2 separate regions of the Homo sapiens genome follow, and region 2 is linked to region 1. A link is a loop called in an ENCODE intact Hi-C map of the cell type or tissue named here. Cell type or tissue: right lobe of liver. All regions are shown on one strand. Links, peaks and the distances in the headings refer to the core of each region. The heading gives the core; the rest is flanking DNA.

Region 1 (6,521 bases), core at 749-5,748:
CCTTTTAAACATTTCTTATATGTGTTTCCACTATAGAAAACTTTAAAAATATGGAAGAGTAGAAAGAGAAGTTTAAAAAATTCATTCATAGTTTCATCATCCAAGGAGAGAGCTATTAATAATCCTTGAAAAATTTTCTTCAAAAATATTTTTGGAACTTTTTCTCACTTTTTCTTTTGCCATTTATATTTTTTCTTTTGTGATTAACCTGTTTGAGAACTTTGGCTTTTTTTCCTAATGCTTTTTATTATATATATATTTTAAATGTATGAGTAATACATGAACCCACTTTCAGTTAAAACAGTAAGATAAGCAAAATCCATCTTGACCACCGCCTCAATACCAGTCTTTCCCTCTGGAGGTAGACACTGTTACTAGTTTCAGGTAGATCCTTCCAGACCCTTTTCAATGCATTTTATGCGTTAATATTTTTGTTCATACATAAACCATATCATATGATGTATTTCTATGCCATAGTTTACTCCGCCCCCACTCACTAAATCGTATGTCCTTGACAACCTTTCATATTAGATTTAACTTGTTCTCTTTAACTGCTGCAACATATTTCATGCTATAAATAAGTCACAATTTATGTCATTGTTCTCCTGTTGCTGATTTTTAGATTGGTTTTGATCTTTCATGATTGCAGTTATGAAGCAATGAATGTCCTTTTACATGACTCTTTGTGCCCATGTACAAGCGTTTCTCTAGGATAAATGACAAGAAGCAGAATTTTTAACTTGAAGAGTATTTATAATTTCAATATCATGCCAAATCCCCTTTAAAGTAATACCAATACACCCTTCTACTCTATCCATTTCTCCACATCCTAACCAATATAAACATTATATTCTTTTAAAAGTTTGTTCATCTGATAGGAAAAACATGGCATTTTTCTGCTGCCGTTTTGGTTTGCATTTTTAAGAGACTGCTAGTGAGGTTTACTGGCTGCTTAATATCTGTCTCGGTTTGGTCAATTTCAGTGGGTCTTCATGCATATGGAACCCATCAGCCCCTCTTAATGGCCTAATCTGCAGTAGGTTTAAAGCTCAGGCCCTTGAAATGAAACTTCATGTATTTAATAATTGGTGCATTATGGAAATAAAGCTAGTGTTTCATCTGAATTCAGATGGTCTCTCAGTTTATTAATGAATCCATTTCTATCACTGATGCTCTTTTAAGGAGGTGTGATAGTGTCTCAGGATTTGAAAAAGTAGGATTGGATTTTTAAAAAATTTGTTAACTTAGAATTTACCGTGGAAAAAAATTCTGCAAAGTCAACTACAGAATCAAAAACTAAGCAAATCATCCAATAGAGTAATCAGCTTCACTGCCTAATCCAGGGGGAACTTCAATCCTAATTTCTAAATTCCTGAAGATTATTTTCAGTTATGTCAAAGAATACAGCAGAAGCTCTCTTAACTGATGTGATTTACATTAGTAGGTAGTTGTATAATTACAAAAGTTAGTAAAAATGGAGAGTTGAGAAATAGAAACAAATGTTAAACATTGTAACTGAAAATAAAAATACACTCATTTATCAATCTTTTATAGGTAGAGCCAAGGTGTTTTCTCTTTATATAGATCTGCTGACCTCATTTCTATGTAGTCTTTTTTTTTTTTTTTTTTTTTTTTGAGACGGAGTTTCGCTCTTGTTGCCCAGGCTAGAGTGCAGTGGTGTGATCTCGGCTCACCCCAACCTCTGCCTCCCGGGTTCAAGTGATTCTCCTGCCTCAGCTTCCCGAGTAGCTGGGATTACAGGCATGTGCCACGACACCCAGCTAATTTTTGTGTGTGTGTGTCCAGCTAATTTTTTTTTGGTATTTTTAGCAGAGATGGAGTTTCACCATGTTGGCCAGGCTGATCTCGGACTCCTGGCCTCAGGTGATCCGCCCACTTCGGCTTCTCAAAGTGCTGGATTACACGCGTGAGCCACCACACCTGGCCCTATGAAGTCTTTCTTGCATAAATCACCCCCATATGTATCATCTCCAATTTTCCAGTGTCTGTTTCTTTAAAGTGGATTGAAAACTTTAATGTATTTGAAAAGCATTCTTTGTATAGTCTAATTAAACAGCATTTCTCAGCCACTTAGCTTTCTTGCCTTTCCTCAAAGCACTCAATGATTATCATTGAAACAGCAAGTCTCTTGTTTTGAACTCATAGTTCCTTGTCTTGCATACAGCTTAATTAAATTACATGTTAACAGTAAGTACAAATGGTGCCAGTGGGTTTTAAGACAACAACTAACTCTGGAAAACTAACATCTCAACTGATGGAAGAAAAAGGAAGTTGGCATATTGGAGAAAAGCCTCCATGCGCCAGTGGCACTAGTCAGATATATTATTGAGGTTATGGGTAGAATAGGTCAACTGGGAGAGTCCATTAAATGGAAATCTTTTTAGCAGAGTTCACTCTGTTATAAAACACACTAAAGTAAATGTCTCGGTGCAAAATTAGTTTTGAAACACTCGAACTGAGAAAAGATAAAATTTAACTAGGCACAGAAAAACAGATTGGGTAATGTGGTCAAAGTGCTTTGATTTCTTGGGTAAAAAAGATACCATGAGGTAAGACATTGAATAGTTCAGCGGGAGAAAGGAAAACTAGACTTAAGTTAGTAGAACTGAGACTTAGTATGTTATTGGGAGATTATTTAGTTACGCTGGAAATAATAAAATTATTTAACCTCTTTGTGCCTCGGTTTCCTCTTGTTAAATTTGAAAAATCATTCCTAATTTACGAAATAGCATCATTATGATAATCAGAATATATATTAGTGGATGACGTGCTCCCAAAGGCAGAGACCACGCCCTGTTCATTTTTTGTGATCCGTGGCATTTGTGTGGAGACGACCCCTTTAAAAATAAAATGTGAACAAGATAATACTTGTCTTCTAAGTATCCACTGGCTGGGAAAATCAACCCATGCATAGGAGGGTTCTCAGGGCCCCCTGCAGTGTTGCCTCACCCACGAGGTGTGAGCTGCACTGGTTGGGAGTTGAATTTTTTGGCACTCAGCACACGACCCATTTCCATAGTGCACATTTCACAAGTGTTTGCTGAACTTTCAAAGGCAAAGTCACCATAGCAGCAGTAATTTTTTCTTTTTCTTTTTTTTTTTTTTTTTTGAGACAGAGTCTTGCTCTCTCACCCAGGCTGGAGTGCAGTGGCATGATGTCCGCTCACTGCAACCTCCACCTCCCAGGTTCAAGCAATTCTTGGGCCTCGGCCTTCTAAGAAGCTGGGATTACAGGCCTGCGCCACCATCCTTGGCTAATTTTTGTATTTTTAGTAGAGATGGAGTTTCGTCATGTTGGCCAGGCTGGTCTCGAATTCCTGGCCTCAAGCAGCCTGCCTCAGCCTCCCAAAGTGCTGGGATTACAGACATGAGCCACCATGCCTGGCTATAGTAGTAATATTTATATTAGACTTAAACTTTGCTGTTGATATAGTCAAAACAGAACTGTTTTAAGTTTCTTTTTCACTATATATATAGATATAGATTTTTTTTTTTTTTGAGATGGAGTCTCACTCTATCTCCCAGGCTGGAGTGTGCAGTGGCACAATCTTGGCTCACTGCAACCTCTGCCTCCCGGGTTCAAGTGATTCTCCTGCCTCAGCCTCCCAAGTAGCTGGGACTACAGGTGCATGCCACTACACACGGCTAATTTTTGTAATTTTAGTAGTGACGGGGTTTCACCATATTAGCCAGGCTGGTCTTGAACTCCAGACTCCAGACCTCGTGATTCACCGCCCCCCCACCTTGGCTTCCCAAAGTGCTGGGATTAGAGGCGTGAGCCACCACACCTGGCGTTTCACTAGATATTTTATTTGTGATGGAAGCTATCTCAGCAGTTCGGATGCCTGGCTGACAGCTGGGTCAGGATTCAGGTGCCATTGCCACTAAAAGCAAGGGCCATAACTTTCACCCAACTAGAGGGATTAATAATTCTTAATGATTTGTACTCGGCCTTCCCCTCCCTTAGTACAGATAATTGAGAATTGACTGTTACTGTTTTATTTCTTTGTTATCTTTTATGTAGTATTATTTGTTATTTATTATATTATTATGTAGTATTATTATCTTAATCAATATAATACTCCAATAAATCCAAATAACCAAATAATAGTATAAATATAGTATCAATAATATAAATACTACTAACAGCCAAATCTTAAGTAATTGAAGAAATAAAAATCACAAAAAAAGATGTTTTATGCTGGACTCCATATTTGGTTGTTTATACCTAACTTTTAGAAAATTCCAGCTTTCCCTTCTCTGAATTTCCTGGGTTTTATCTAAGTTCTCTGATTAAGAACCTCATCTTTTGGCTCCAACTATATATTCCTTGATTGTAGATTTAAATTCCCAGGTGGTTGTCTCACTAGAATCCACTCCTCCCCTCCCCTAAAAGGAGCTGATTAATTAGGTGAAAGCACAGTCCCAATAACTAATTTAACTATGTTCTATTTAAGTAGCAGGCTTTCTCTCTTGTGAGATCCTGCTATTTGATGTAAAGAAAAAAGGCCTTCTTGTCAAAATTTATCAAGACTTTATATATACCGTATAATCTTCAACCTCCTAGTTCTGCTCTGATATGTATTATTTCTTTCCTTCTTCTAATTTTGGGTGTGATTTATTCTTGCTGTTCTAGTTCCTTGAGGTGCATCATTAAGTTGTATATTTGACATACTTTTCTATTTTTTTGATGCAGGCATTTATTGCTATAAACTTCCCTCTTAGCATTGCTTTTGCTGTATCCCACAGGTTTTTGTATGTTGTTTATATTTTCATTTCTTTCAAGAAATTTTTGAATTTTTTTCTTAATGGTTGTTCTGAAGCAGGCTGTTCGAGCTCCCTGTATCTGTACAGTTTCTGAAGTTTCTCTTTTTATTGATTTCTAGTTTGACTCCATTGTAGTCTGATAAGATACTTGATATGATTTTGATTTAAAAAATTTGTTGAGCTGGTCATGGTGACTCATGCCTGTAATCCCATCAATTTGGGAAGCTGAGGCAGGCAGATTGCTTGAGCCCAGAAGTTGGAGACCAGCCTGGGCAACATGGTGAAACCCCATCTCTACAAAACTACAAAAAATTAGCCAGGCATGGTGGTGTGTGCCTGTAGTCCCAGCTATTAGGGAGACTGAGATGGGAGGATCACCTTAACCCGGGGAGGTTGAGGCTGCAATGAGCCATGAGTGCTATTGCACTCCAGTTCTGAGAGACAGAGTGAGACCCTGTCTCAAAAAACAAAAACACAGAGACATATACATAAATACTCTGCAGAATCTATGTATGTATGTATGCATTTCCCTGCAGAGGACAAAGGGCTACATAAGGGACACTACTTGTAAAGTTTTTGTTTTTTGCATGTGTGTTTTTTGGGGATGGAGATTTTTTGAGACTGGCTATCTGGCCAACTTCAAAATTCCACAAGAATGAAGATTGGGTGGCAGGCATTTGACTTGCACAGTTATGCATTTTATTTGGTCACCCAGGTCTTCCACACAACCCATTTCATTAGTCATTAGTCAAATTCAATTTTCTTTTTTTTTTTTTTTTTTTTAGACAGAGTCTCACTCTGTCACCCAGGCTGGTGTGCAGTGGCACAGTTTCAGCTCACTGCAACCTCTGCCTCTCAGGCTTAAGCGATTCTTCTGCCTTATTCTCCCGAGTAGCTGGGACTACAGGTGCGTGCCACCACGCCCAGGTAATTTTTGTATTTTTAGTAGAGACGGGGTTTCACCATGTTGGCCAGGATGGTCTTGAACTCTTGACCTTGTGATCCGCCCGGCTCGGCCTCCCAAAGTGCTGGGATTACAGGTATGAGCAATCGTGCACGGCCATAATTTTTTTGGTTTTCTTTTCTTTTCTAGAAAGAAACAGGGAGGAAGGAAGGAAGGAAGAGAGGAAGGATCTGAAGTAAATATGATAAAACTTTGTCGTAGATACCAAGGTGTTTAAAAATTGCTCTATGTGTTTTTCTTTATACTTATTTCAAACCAAAAAATTATTTCATCTTTGTAAACAATGAGGAAAATACACATAAGTTTTATAAAATGCAACACTCTCATCCAAAGAAGACTAATTTTAACATTTTGATGTATATGAGTCCAGACTGTGCCATACGTTCATTTGCCTACAAGTCCTAATATATAATATGCGTTGGTGCTTTTTGTTGTTGTTTTTTTTGGGGGGATAGTTTTTGAAGAAGCCAAAAATTTTTTAAAAAGTTCTATTTATAAGGTAGATGACTCTGAGGTTTGTTCTTTCTCTGAGTCTGCGTCGGCTCGCCTTCCTTGATTCTACGACGTTTTGTCACAGTTCCACAGTCCCGTTTGTAGATCGTGTGGGTTATTCTTCACCCCACTCTGTCCACTTGGGGGCTATCTCAGTCCATTTCAGATCTGAGACTGGACGGAGGCCGACACCCGTTTCCAAGCCAAGTCTTCCTGTGCGGCCGACATTCATCAGATCACCCTCCCTCTGTGAAACGAGGTCTCCTAACGGCACCCC
Region 2 (6,563 bases), core at 663-5,662, 270 kb after region 1:
CCTGAGACTGGGTAATTTATAAATAAAAGAGGTTTAATTGACTCACAGTTTCACATGGGTGGGGAGGCCTCAGGAAACTTATAACCATGGTGGAAGGCACTCTTCACAGGCAGCAAGAGAGAGAATGAGTTTGGAGTGAAGGGGGAAGCCTCTTATAAAACCATCAGATCTTGTGAGAACTCACTCATGGTGAGAACAGCATGGGGGAAAATGCCCTCATGATTCAATTATCTCCACCTGGTGCTGCCCTTGACACATGGGTATTATTACAATTCAAGGTGATATTTGGGTGGGGACACAGAGCCAAACCACATCATTCTGCCCCTGGCCCCTCCCAAATCTCATGCCCTCACATTTCACAACACAATCATGCTCTCCCAACAGTCCCTCAAAGTCTTAACTCATTCCAGTATTAACTCAAAAGTCCAAGTCCAAAGTCTCACCTGAGAAAAGGCAACTCTCTTCTGCCTATGAGCCTGTAAAATCAGAGGCAGGTTAGTTACTTCTAAGATACAATGGGAGTACAGGCATTGGGTAAATGGTCCCCTTCCAAATTGGCCCAAACAAAGGGGCTACAGGCTCCATGCAAGTCCAAAATCCTGCAAGGCAGTTATTCAATCTTAATGCTCTGAAATGATCTCCTTTGACTCCATGTCTCACATCTAGGGCACACTGATGCAAGAGGTGGGCTCCCATGGTCTTGGCAGCTTTGACCCTGTGGCTTTGCAGGGTACAGCCCCCTCCTGCCTGCTTTCACAGGCTGGCATTGAGAGTCTGCAGCTTTTCCAGGAGCACAGTGCAAGCTGTCGGTGGATCTACCATTCTGGGGCCTGAAGTATGGTGGCCCAGTAGGCAGCGTCCCACTGGGGACTGTGTGTGGGGGCTCCAACCCCACATTTTCCTTTCACACTGCCCCAGCAGAGGTTCTCCATGAGGGCTCCACCCCTGAAGCAGACTTCTCCCTGGACATCCAGGCATTTCCATACATCCTCGGAAATCTAGTTGGAGGTTCCCAAACCTCAATTCTTGACTTCTATGCACCTGCAGGTCCAACACCATATGGAAGCTGCCAAGGCTTGAAGCAATGGCCTAAGCTGGATCTCGACCCCTTTTAGCCACAGCTGAAACTGGAATGGCTGGGATGCAGGACACCAAGTCCCAAGGCTGCACAGAGCAACAGGTCCCTGGGCCAGGCCCAGGTAACCATTTTCCCCTCCTAGGCCTCCAGGCTTGTGATGGGAGGGGCTGCTGTGAAGTTCTCTGACATGTCCTGGAGACATTTTCCCCATCGTCTTGGTGATTAACATTCAGCTCCTCATTACTTGTGCAAATTTCTGCAGCCTGCTTGAATTTCTTCCCAGGAAATGGGTTTTTCTTTTCTATCACGTCATCAGGCTGAAAATTTTCCAAACTTTTATGCTCTGTTTTTCTTGAACACTTTGTCACTTAGAAATTTCTTTTGCCAGATATCCTAAATCATCTCTCTCAAGTTCAAAGTTCCACAGATCTCTAGGGCAGAGACAAAATGCCACCAGTCTCTTTGCTAAAGCATAGCACGACCTTTATTCCAGTTCCCAACAAGTTCCTCATCTCCATCTGAGACCACCTCAGCCTATACTTCACTGTCCATATCACTATCAGCATTTTGGTCAAAGCCATTCTACAAGTCTCTAGGAAGTTCCAAACTTTCCCGCATCTTCCTGTCTTCTTCTGAGCCCTCTAAGCTATTTCAACCTCTGCCTCTTACCGAGTTCTAAAGTTGCTTCCACATTTTTCCGTACCAGTATAGCAGCACCCCACTCTTGGTACCAATTTACTGTATAAGTCTGTTCTCACACTGCTGTGAAGAAATACCTGATACTGGGTAATTGATAATGAAAAGAGGTTTAATTGACTCACAGTTCCATATGGCTGGGGAGGCCACAGGAAACTTACAATCATGGCAGAAGGCACCTCTTCACAGGGCAGCAGGAGAGAGAATGAGTATACAGCGAAGAGGGAAGCCCTTTGTAAAAGCATCAGATCTCATGAGAACTCACGGTCATGAGATCGGCATGGGGGAAACTGCCCCCATGATTCAATTATCTTCACCTTGTCTCACCCTTGACACGTGGGGATTATTACGATTCAAGGTGAGATTTGGATGGGGACACAGAGACACACAAACTATATCAACACCCTTTAGTCTTGACACTCACAGGTACTTGCCCAAATCCACAGGGAAAAGCTTGGCTCAGTTGCTGGGGTGTGCCATCCACACATTCATCACAAAGTAAAATAATGCCTAACAAAACTGAACACCTGACTCTTTTCCTGAAAACTTTTAAAGCATTAGGCCTATCAAGTGTCATGCACAGCTCAAGAGGAAATGCTATCTGGAAATCCCCCAACTCCCATGGAAATTCCCAGCTGGCTCCCTGTACACTGCAGATACCTGAAGTGGTTTTGAAGACTGGGCAGCTAAGACCTAAGTGAAGAAGAATTCCTCCCCTGCAAGGATGACCAAGAACCCAGCCGCTCTGTTTCCTTCCCGACTGGAGTCCTCTTCTCCACTGGTAGGCACTGACCCCTGCAGAAGCTGCCCCAAGCTTCTGGGACCCAGTAGCACCTTTGACGTGGTGGTCGGTGTTCCCAGTAACATCTCCTTTCTCTGCAGCACCCAGCTCTTAGACTGAAAAGCACAGAGCTTTCCCCACTTCCTTTAATAAACTCAGGAAAGAGTGGGGCTTGGATGGGCTATTTCAGCAATCCGGAACACTTAACAGGCCCAAATACTTTTCTATTTCATGCCTCAGCCCAACTCAGGCAACTCCTATTTTCCTCCTGGAAATGAGAAGTGGACATCCAGGAAGGGCTGTGGAAGAGGCAGAAGTCAGGAGGCTGCGGGTAACTGGGGGCGAGTCGAGTGGTTCTGAGGGCCAGTGTTAAGGTGTAGGCAGCAGAACAGCAGCGAGGGTGGGGTAGGCAGTGGAGTATTAAGAGGGACTGTCACCGAGGGGCAGCTCCACCTGCCCCAGCTGTTGGTCTCAAAAATAAACCAAGCCAGATGCTAGTTAAGTGGTAAAGAAGGATTGTAATATCTATTGCAATAGGGAGAAGGCCCAGCCCAGACTGAACTCCAGTTTGATTTGTGCAGTAGAGACTGGGCGTTTTAAAGGGAGAGTGAGAGAATTGGGCAGGGGTGACCAGGGCTCAGTGGGGTCAGAGAAGTGGAAAACTACAAACAGCAGAGCGGGCTTGGTCCATGAGAAACCCACCTGGGTTTGTTAACAGCCTCCCTCACAGACTGGGGCACAGGGGCCCGATCTCTGGGTGTTGGCTGGAGCAAATGGCAAACTTGTTTGGCAGCCTTGTGTGTCCTTGGGATTGCCTCCCAAGGACACCCAAGGTGGCTGGGGTCACCTAGGGATGCGGCCTTGAGCTATGAGAAGCCATGCTAGTGTTTGTCCAAGTCTTTCTAGGCCAGGGTTGAGGCCTAGTTGAGAAGAGGGCTCAGGGGAGCCTCAGTCGAGTTTGGTCCAGGAGAGAATCTGTCACTGGCCTGAAGTGGTCTCCTTCATACTGAGTGTCCTCAACAGTGGCTTTGATTCTGGGGCCAGGCTGCTAAACACATGGAGCTGATAGTCAGGGCTGTGCTGAGCTGGGAGCCTGACCACATGATTCAGTGTCCTTGGGGTAGGGCTCAGAAGGGTGATCACAGATTTCAGCTCCGACCCAGTATGCACAGATGGTGAAAGGGGCGGCCCACTCTGGAGCCACGGCCACATCCAGGCTTTGGGGTGGAGTTGGGGCTGGCTGTTGGTTCTGCCGAGCCCAGGGGGAAGATAAACCCTTTCCTCTGAGCCTCCATTTCCTCGCTTGCAAAATGAGGACAGGGCCTTTCTCCTGGGGCTGGTGGATCAGAGAGAAGCATTCCAGTAATGTGAGTAGCACTTAATTAGCATTCAGTAAATACTCATTCCTCTCTTCCTTCAGAGGAAAGTTCAGGCAGTGTCTGATTTAATAAACAGGTTAAAGACCAAAATGCCCCCTGTAAGTTGGTTGGTTGTAATTTAGAAATGTATTATATTTAGATTCCCAAGACCACTCATAAACACTCATTTATGCTGTGTGTAACTTAGAAACATGTTATATTTAGATTCCCAAGACCACTCACATTCATTTATGCCAGATATGGACACTTCACCACAGGCTTATAACAAAAAGTACAGAAGAAAAAAACAATCTTTTTGCCAGCTTGTTTCCATGTGCCAGACGTTTGTGAGTGAGGGGCCCGAACTGTGAAGGGTGCCCATGCTGGTGCCTCCTCCCGAGAGTGCAGAAGGCAAGCACCCGAGCTCAGCTCTTGTCGTCCTCACCCGGAGTTCCTGTGAATGTTAAGAGAACACAGCTTAGTGTCAGCTTTGAGTTCACATTTTGACTCCCCTGCTGAGTAATTCTGTGGCATGGGGCAAGTCATTTAACCTATCTAAGCGTCAGTTTCCTCATCTGTGAAATGGGCTAAGAACAGTCACTCCTCAGAGGGTTCTTTCGAGGGTTAAATGAGAAAACTCATGAAAAGTGCATGGTGGAGTATCTGGCCAATCACTAGGCCAAGTGTCCCCTTGGGGCGTTCATCTCTGTGCTGCAAGAGCTTGCTGGCTTGGCGTGGTGGCTCATGCCTGTAATCCCAGCATTTTGGGAGGCTGAGGCAGACCGATTTCTTGAGCCCAGGAGCTCGAGATTAGCCTGGTCGACATGGCGAAACTGCATCTCTGCAAACAATCCAAAAGTTAGCCAGGCATAGTGGTGTGCTCCTGTAGTCCCAGGTACTTAGGAGGCTGAGGTAGGAGGATTGCTTGAGCCTGGGAGGTCAAGGTTGCAATGAGCTGAGATAGATTGCAACACTGCACTCCAGCCTGGGCGACAGAGGGAGACCCTGCCTCAAAAGAAAGAAAGAAAGAAGAGCTTGTGCACAAGTGGTGTTCAGGGAATGTCTGGAGACCTGATCTCAAGTGCTGCCTTGGTGTATGGGCTGCCTCCCGCCTGGAGGCACAGAGCTCAGGAACAGAAGGTGGGAGGGCAGCAGGACTCCCCCAGCCTTCAAGACAGCCTCCTTTACGACAGCCACAGATAGGGATGGGATGGTGGGGTTTCTGCTGAGCAACTTTTATAGACTGAATAGGTGTGAAGCCAGAGGAAACAGAACTCTAGAAAACAACTGGCCTCCCAGTTGTTTCTGGAAACCCAGACGGGAAGCTGCATCAAGCTCTGAGGCTTCCTAGGAGTCAGAACTCTGGTCTTGGCTCACAGTGACTGAGAAGTGAAGGGTAGCCGAAACTGTAGAGTCACAAGGGACACTTTTATTTCATCTCAATGAATGCTTTTTGTTGGAGGAGGGATGAGATTCTAGAACCAAACTGCCCATTGTTGATGCATCTGTGAGGCCAGGAGAACCCACGGGTTTTGACCCGTAACCCTGGCGAGTATTAAATGTGATGATGGTGACTATGTACCCAGGCAGCTAGCCTCCTTATTGATTGATTGACTGACTGATTCATTGATTGATTGATTGATTCATTCATTCATTCACCAAACGTGCTCCTGTGGTATGCTGGACACTGTTCTAGTACTACAGGCACAGCAGGGACCAAAGCAGAAAAACGCCTGCCTGCCTTAGGGGACCAAGGGGACACAGATACGCTCCTGCCCTTTGGAAATAATTCCAGAGTACGGAGTGCAGGAAGGAATCAAGAAGAAGGAGGAAAAAGGACAGTAAAAGAAACATAAAAGCAGGAGGGGAGTGCAAGAAATGAAGACCCCCGGGTCAGAGCCCAGAGGAATCCACCACGTGGCTTGGGTGCTTCTGGTTATTACCATGGTTACCGGCCCTGATGGCCACCCCTGAAGCGGAAAGCCCATTTCTGTTATTTCTGTAACATTCATAGATGACAGTTCCAAAGCCTCTGTGTGGGTTGATTAAAATCTGCTAGTGAACATCCAGTGCTGAGGAAATGACCCAGAAATTCTCAACAGTTGATTTTTTTCTCCAAGACTGGGCATATCTACAAACAATTCAAATGTTTTACACAACGGGTGGTGGGGATTTCATTTGACCCTGTGATGTATTTATCAAAATATGGTTGCAGATTAGAAAGCAAGCCATGTACGTGGGAAAAGAGGGAAGCCAGAGGGTTGAGGGCCTAGGAAAGTCTGAACACGGGCATTGCTGGGTCAGGCCTTGGGGAGGGGAGCTCCCATACTAAGACGCCCAAGTCAGCAGGAAGCCTTGAGCCTGTGGGCACTGGATGGCCACAGTTTTGGGCAGAGCATGATTATGTGCCAAAAAGGTTAACTTACCCCTTTGCCATTTTCCCAGGGACCAGCTGTATCCACCTGACCTCCAAGAGCACTCTCCATGCCACGCACAGGGCACTGAGTGAACACCCACCTCATTTCTCCCAGCATGGAAAGTCATTCCAGGAATTCTGTGGGCAGTGGAGAGGCCCTTCCCCTTCCAGCATGGGAAAGCCAGGCTGGTTGGGAAGCAGCTCAACTCAAGCTGCTGCTGATACAGGTGCCCT

What was found. Hi-C counts contacts between places; a loop is a spot of excess contacts. Peaks named below come from ENCODE experiments on the same cell type or tissue, not always from the same donor. Only the 100,000 strongest peaks of a DNase experiment are listed, where the experiment ranks them.
Region 2: it touches region 1 in a loop (2.9-fold over the local background); 101 of 110 quality-filtered maps call a loop at or near these places.

What each region holds. Positions count from the first base shown.
Region 1 is chr4:184,538,073-184,544,593 of GRCh38, reverse strand. No RefSeq gene overlaps it. Among named protein-coding and RNA genes, the nearest start is that of LINC02427, 3.8 kb to the right of the region's middle. In right lobe of liver, for the core only: no CTCF peak of the experiment used is centred there; a DNase peak (open chromatin) is centred at 2,993; H3K4me3 peaks cover 693 bases; H3K27ac peaks cover 2,100 bases.
Region 2 is chr4:184,271,813-184,278,375 of GRCh38, reverse strand. LOC105377582 (a long non-coding RNA gene) reads left to right here. Exons shown (of 6, transcript XR_939552.3): 2 at 1-11; 3 at 1,048-1,199; 4 at 2,330-2,555. It overlaps LOC105377584 (a long non-coding RNA gene), which reads right to left. Exons shown (of 2, transcript XR_007058414.1): 2 at 4,114-4,367. Among named protein-coding and RNA genes, the nearest start is that of MYL12BP2, 39 kb to the left of the region's middle. RefSeq lists enhancers at 1,977-3,176, 4,114-4,283, 4,574-4,623. In right lobe of liver, for the core only: no CTCF peak of the experiment used is centred there; no DNase peak of the experiment used is centred there.